2 separate regions of the Homo sapiens genome follow, and region 2 is linked to region 1. Evidence: chromatin loops called from intact Hi-C (ENCODE). Cell type or tissue: ascending aorta. All regions are shown on one strand. Links, peaks and the distances in the headings refer to the core of each region. The heading gives the core; the rest is flanking DNA. Region 1 has its middle 10 kb from the start of KCNK3. Region 2 overlaps CIB4 (calcium and integrin binding family member 4).

The links. A loop is a pair of places that touch in the nucleus more often than their neighbours do. Peaks named below come from ENCODE experiments on the same cell type or tissue, not always from the same donor. Only the 100,000 strongest peaks of a DNase experiment are listed, where the experiment ranks them.
Region 2: a loop joins it to region 1, with 1.9 times the contacts of the local background. A loop is called at or near these places in 5 of 110 quality-filtered maps.

The regions. Positions count from the first base shown.
Region 1 is chr2:26,681,160-26,684,070 of GRCh38, forward strand. No RefSeq gene overlaps it. Among named protein-coding and RNA genes, the nearest start is that of KCNK3, 10 kb to the right of the region's middle. In ascending aorta, for the core only: no CTCF peak of the experiment used is centred there; a DNase peak (open chromatin) is centred at 1,192; H3K27ac peaks cover 1,562 bases.
Region 2 is chr2:26,622,814-26,625,724 of GRCh38, forward strand. The region is part of intron 3 of CIB4 (calcium and integrin binding family member 4); the gene reads right to left. Among named protein-coding and RNA genes, the nearest start is that of CIB4, 17 kb to the right of the region's middle. In ascending aorta, for the core only: no CTCF peak of the experiment used is centred there; a DNase peak (open chromatin) is centred at 1,469; H3K4me3 peaks cover 749 bases; H3K27ac peaks cover 1,381 bases.

The sequences.
Region 1 (2,911 bases), core at 132-2,631:
ATCCCGAGAGAGAATTCCCCTTTGCAGAAGGCTGGACTCCCCAGGGTAGCACAAGGTAAGCTGGCGCCCTCACCCAGGGCTAATTGGGTTCCCAGAAATTTTGACTACAACAAAAAAGCAGGTCCCAGTTCCTCCAGATTCCTAAGGTCAACACGAGTATCTGCTCCAGTCCAGGGCCCTGGCCTTTGCCTGGAATACCATCATCCCTTTGCTAGGCCTCAATTTTTCTTATTAGGAAACTCAGCAATGGGTTTTGAGCTCAATCAAGTGTTGGCGCCATCATCATGTTAGCCCTCTGCCCTTCCCCACTCTGGGCCTCTGTTCTGTCACCGGTTAAATGGGAATTCAGTCCAGATGACCTCCTGCACCACATGCAAGTTCCCTTTGGTGCTCATTTCAAGATTCTAGACTTCTGAGTCCTGCTAAGGCTCTTGCCTGCCTCTCATCAACTCAGTCCTTCCACAGCCCACCCCCCAACCCCAGGTTAGATGCTAGTGAGGTCCCTCATTAATCTAGTTGACAGGCCTGGAACCTGCTTCTGTTTGTCAATTCCTTCCTCCCAGCATGCTGGTCCAGAGCCCAGCAGCTGGGGCCATCGGTGTCAGGATTCCTCCCTTGGCAGTCCCTGTCACCCAGGCAGATCATCTAAGCCTCAGGCTAGCTTCCTTCCTGGGCTCTGGCATGGGTTGGTTTCCAGCCCTTATCAAGAAAAGAGGGAACAGAGGGCAGTGGCATGCCAGTCCTACTGTAAGGACTGCAGCTTCCCTTATCTCCCTTCATCTTGCCATCCTCTTGAGGCAGATGGGGCCAGGAACCCCACTTTAAGAAAAAGGGGCGAGGGCAGACCCCACCCAGAGGTGCCGACTCCAGAGCTTGAGCTCCTTCCTCAGCCTTGTGCTGCCTCCTTAGATCTCCTCTGGGAAAGCAGGGCACAGTTCTTTGGCCAGGAGTCCTGCCTTAACTCAATTCATCAAATATTTATTAATAGACCAGAAGCTTTGCTTGGCATGGTGTTAGGGGACAGCAAGGGACCACAGAACCTATGGGGTGATTCCCTTCCAGCCCCTGGGGTGGGCCTCGGTCCCTCCCCCAGGGCAGTGTCAGGCCATCGTCAGACACCCATGGGCCTCTGACAGCCACTTTCCCAATTGTCCTTTTGGATCCAGCAAGTTACAGCTCATTCCTTTGGCCCACATTGTTCCTTAACGACATCACTTTTTCCATCTCCCGAAGGCACCGTGCCCTTCCGCCTGAGCACTGCCTCCCAGCTGATCTCCATCTCCCTGACGTGCTGTACTTTCCATGGATCGCTGGAGGGCATCATCTCTGGATCATCTGAGATCTGTGAAGCTCAGAGCCTGAGTACCCCCAGGCCTCCCCATGGTGACCCAACACCATGACCAAACTTGTCCATTTAGTTGGATGATCCCTGTTCCTTCAAATCACTGGGTGCCCTGGAGACACGGATCTTCTCCAGGCACCCGGCTGAAAGCCTCAAAAGCATCCTTTAACTTGTGCACAGATATGGGGATCCTTATGAGTCCCTGCTTGGTCTGGATGTCAGGTTGGGCCATGGACAGCTCTTCCTCTCCCTCATCTCCACCTTGCATGGGTCACTAGCACATTCACTGGCAGTCTTCTCTCACAGTCCCTTTGCGAGCTCAAGTCACTTGGCATCACCCACAGCTCTACATACTTCCTATTCCAAGTTTAGCATAGGTTCCTCCTGGGTGAATCCAGGTGCTGGGTCCTGGCCCTCCCAACAGCCTTCCTCTCTGAGCTACTCATTCATGCATGTGACCAGTATTTTCCTAAGCTCTCACTATGTGCCAGGCCCAGTGTTGCCAGCACCTTCTGTTTTACTCTCTGTCATTGATAGCTCTGGCCCCCACCATTTTCTAGTGAGGGAGTGTGGCACAGATGGCAAAGCACACACTTGGGAGTCAGAGTTATCTGGGTTTCAGTCCCGGATCTGTCATCTGTTTGTTTGTTTATTTGTTTATTTATATATTTATTTAAGACCAAGTCTCACTCTGTCACCCAGGCTAGAGTGCCGTGGCGTGATCTCGGCTCACTGTAACCTCCACCTCCCAGGTTCAAGCGATTCTGGTGCCTCAGCCTCCTGAGTAGCTGAGATTACAGGTGCCTGCCACCACGCCCGGCTAATTTTTGTATTTTTTTAGTAGAGACAGGGTTTCACCATGTTGGCCAGGCTGGTCTCAAACTCCTGAACTCAAGTCATCTGCCTGCCTTGGCCTCCCAAAGTGCTGGGATTACAGGCATGAGCCGCTGAGCCTGGCCATGTTGTCTATTTAATTATGAAAACTTAGACAAGTTGCTTCACTGGAAGCTTCGGTTTCCTCATCTGTCAGCTGGGAATGCTGCCATTGCTAAGGTGGTTGGGAGCACTAAGTGCATTCATATATGTACGTGGTGTGATGTGTATTTCTGGCATGAAGGCAAGAAAAAGGCTGGTATATTTGGAGGAACTGCAAAGAATACAGAATGGCGGGTCTAAGGAGCCCTAGGGGAGCAATAGGGCGTGCAGCCGGAGAGGCCAGCTGGGTGAATGGTGCATGGCATGGAGGACCAACCGAGGAACCCAGGCCAGGCAGAGCCAACAAAGCCAGGAGCTCATCATGTCATACCCCTGCCCAAGCACCTTCATGTCCCCCAACTGCCTCCAAGTGGCAGTGCAGGTTTCTTTGACCAAACCAACCCTTGAGGCTTTCCAGCAAGCATCCAGTCTAGCCTTCTCTCCCATCACACTCTGAAAAAGATGGGGAATAAAGTGGCATCTTCTTTACAGTCTCTTTCTCGGTGAATGGTTAGTGCTGGGTGCGGAGGAGCAGGACAGCCCAAGCCTGCCTCTGTGCTCCAGCCCGCACGTCCTGCCTCCTTCCTTTTCTTC
Region 2 (2,911 bases), core at 259-2,758, 58 kb before region 1:
CTCTACTAAAAATACAAAAATTAGCCAGGCATGGCGGCACGCGCCTGTAATCCCAGCTACTCAGAAGGCTGGGGCAGAAGAATTGCTTGAACCTGGGAGGCAGAGGTTGCAGTGAGCTGAGATGGTGCTTCTGCACTCCAACATGGGCAACAGAGTGAGACTCCATCTCAAAAAAAATAAATAAGAATAAATAAATAAATAAATGATAAAAACTAAAAAAAATTTTTTTTAATTAGAATAAAAATTAAGGCTAGGTATGGTGGTTCATGCCTCTAATCCCAGCACTTTGGGAGGCTGAGGCAGGAGAATTGCTTAAACCCAGGCATTCAAGACCAACCAGACAACATGACAAGACTCCATCTCTATGAAAAACACAAAAATTAGCTGGGTGTGGTGGTACATGCCTGTGGTTCCAGCTACTCGGGAGGCTGAGGCAGGAGGATCGCTTTAGCCCCAGAGATTGAGGCTGCAGGGAGCCGTGTTCACACCACTGCACGCTAACCTGGGCAACAGAGTGAGACCCTGTCTCAAAATAAATAAATAAATAATAAAATAAATATTAAATTTTTAAAAATACACTACCATTCCCACCCCACCTACTTTTAGGATTTCTTGAAAGGCTGAGTAAATTTCAGGACTTTTCATCGCTTTCAGCCTTGGGAGTGAGTTCTTTGCAAGCTGTTCTAAGCAGATAGGAACTAGTTCTAAGCAGGACTCAGAAAGGCTCGGAAAACTTTGGGAGATACATAGAAACCGAGATGGAGCTGAAACCTTAGGGGCCATCCTGACCATACCTCCCTACACCTTGGGCAGGTTTCCAAACCTCTCTGCTCTGTAACAGATGGAATAAAATGTAGCAGGGGCGGGTCTATGCGAAGACCATCTGCCAGCAGGAAGCCCGGAGCAGGAGGAGGGAAGAGGCCAGGGGGGTGAGGTGGCCCCGCCAGTGTGCAGGCCTCCACCCTACCTGCTCCAAGGCCCTGCGATCTTCCTTTAGGCCCTGTTTCCAGCCATCCCCAGTGGATGCAACTACAGCTCTGGGCTCGGAAACTAGAAACCCAAGTCACACCATGCCACACTCATCTGTGTTTACAGAAAGCAAGATAATTATTTACAAGAACAGAAACATTGAGCTAATACACTTTTAAATACACCAAATCCATCAGACAAAAAGAAAACAGAAACTGCTGAGTGGAAAGGGGGCACTGTGTCCTGTCCCCGTGCGGGACATTTTGGTCAGCAGGCTTTTCCTGCTACCCAGGATGTTCTCTCGCCTTGTTCTCCACTGATAGGCAGACCCTTCCCAATATTCCCAAGCCCGCTTTTTCCACGAGTGAACCCAAGTTAAGAAAACAAAGCTTTCTTCCCAGACCACTCAAGCCCCTGAGCCAAGTTATATCAGTACCCAGAGCTCCCTGGGGCCCAGTTCTCAAAGCCTATTCCAGAGACGTGTTCTGGGCAGTGTGAGTCACGCAGCTCCCGTCCTTGCGGCCACAGAGGATGCAGGCACAGCCGGGCCCCCACCTCCCAGCAAGCCTCTCCTTGCTCATTTTGGGAAGCAAGGCTTCTGCTTTGTCCAGAATCGGAAAGACACAGAAGGAATCTTTAGTCCTCGCTCTAGGTCTCCAAAAGCTGGTCTGAGCACTAGGGATGAGCCAGTGACAAAGTTCTTGACAACAGGTGACAAACGGAGAACAATACGGACAAAAGGGGGTGTGTCTGAAAACACTCGAGGCTTCTTACATTTTTGTTTTAAAATTAATATTTCTTTAAAATAAAATGATGGTCACTGACAGTGGATGACATATTTTTTTTAATGTCCTTACTTGGCAAAACTGAAAGTTGGCATCTCTAGTCCTGCCTCAAAAAAAGATTTTGTTTTTGAATAAAAAGTCTGGGACCAGGCTGGGAAGTTTAGTGGGAGGGTGGGGGGCGGGGCAGGCAGGGATGGTTAATGGGTACACACAAAAAAAATAGAAAAAATGAATAAGACCTACTATTGGATAGCACAACAAGGTATTATGGTGTATATATATATATATTTTTTTTATATAGGCATTATAGTCAATAATAATTGTATATTTGGAAATAACTTAGAGGGTAATTGGATTATTTGTAACTCAAAGGATAAATGCTTGAGGGGATGGATGCCCCATTCTCCACGATGTGCTTATTTCGCATTGCATCACAACATCTCATGTACCCCATAAATATATACACCTACTATGTACCCACAAATTTTTTTGTAAGTCTGGGACATACTGTGGTAGATGGCACACCACAAAAGAGAGTAAGACCAAGTCCTAGGGCCAGAACCACAGACTCAGAGAGTGAGGAGGGCACCAGATCATCGGTCCAATCTCTTTTTGAGACCGAAGGATGCTAGAACACCCGTCAGTGACAGAAAGCGCATTCCCTCTGTGCATAGCGCTGGCAGTTAGGGAGTGTTTACTTGTATTGTGGAGAAACCTGCATGTGCTTGTACCTGGACCTATGTCTGGGACCACCTAGAGCGAGGCCTTTCCTAAGGACAGCCTTTTTTTTTTTTTTTTTTTTGAGATGGAGTTTCGCCCTTGTTGCCCAGGCTGGAGTGCAATGGCGCAATCTCAGCTCACCACAACCTCTGCCTTCTGGGTTCAAGCGATTCTCCTGCCTCCGCCTCCCAGATAGCTGGGATTACAGGCATGTGCCACCATGCCCGGCTAATTTTGTATTTTTAGTAGAGACGGGGTTTTTCCATGTTAATCAGGCTGGTCTCGAACTCCCAACCTCAGGTGATCCACCCGCTTCGGCCTCCCAAAGTGCTGGGATTACAGGCGTGAGCCACTGTGCCCACCTGTGGAAAACAGGCTCCACCCCCCCACTGCTTCCCACCCGGACTTGCACAGACAGTTTTGTTTGCTGTGCAGAA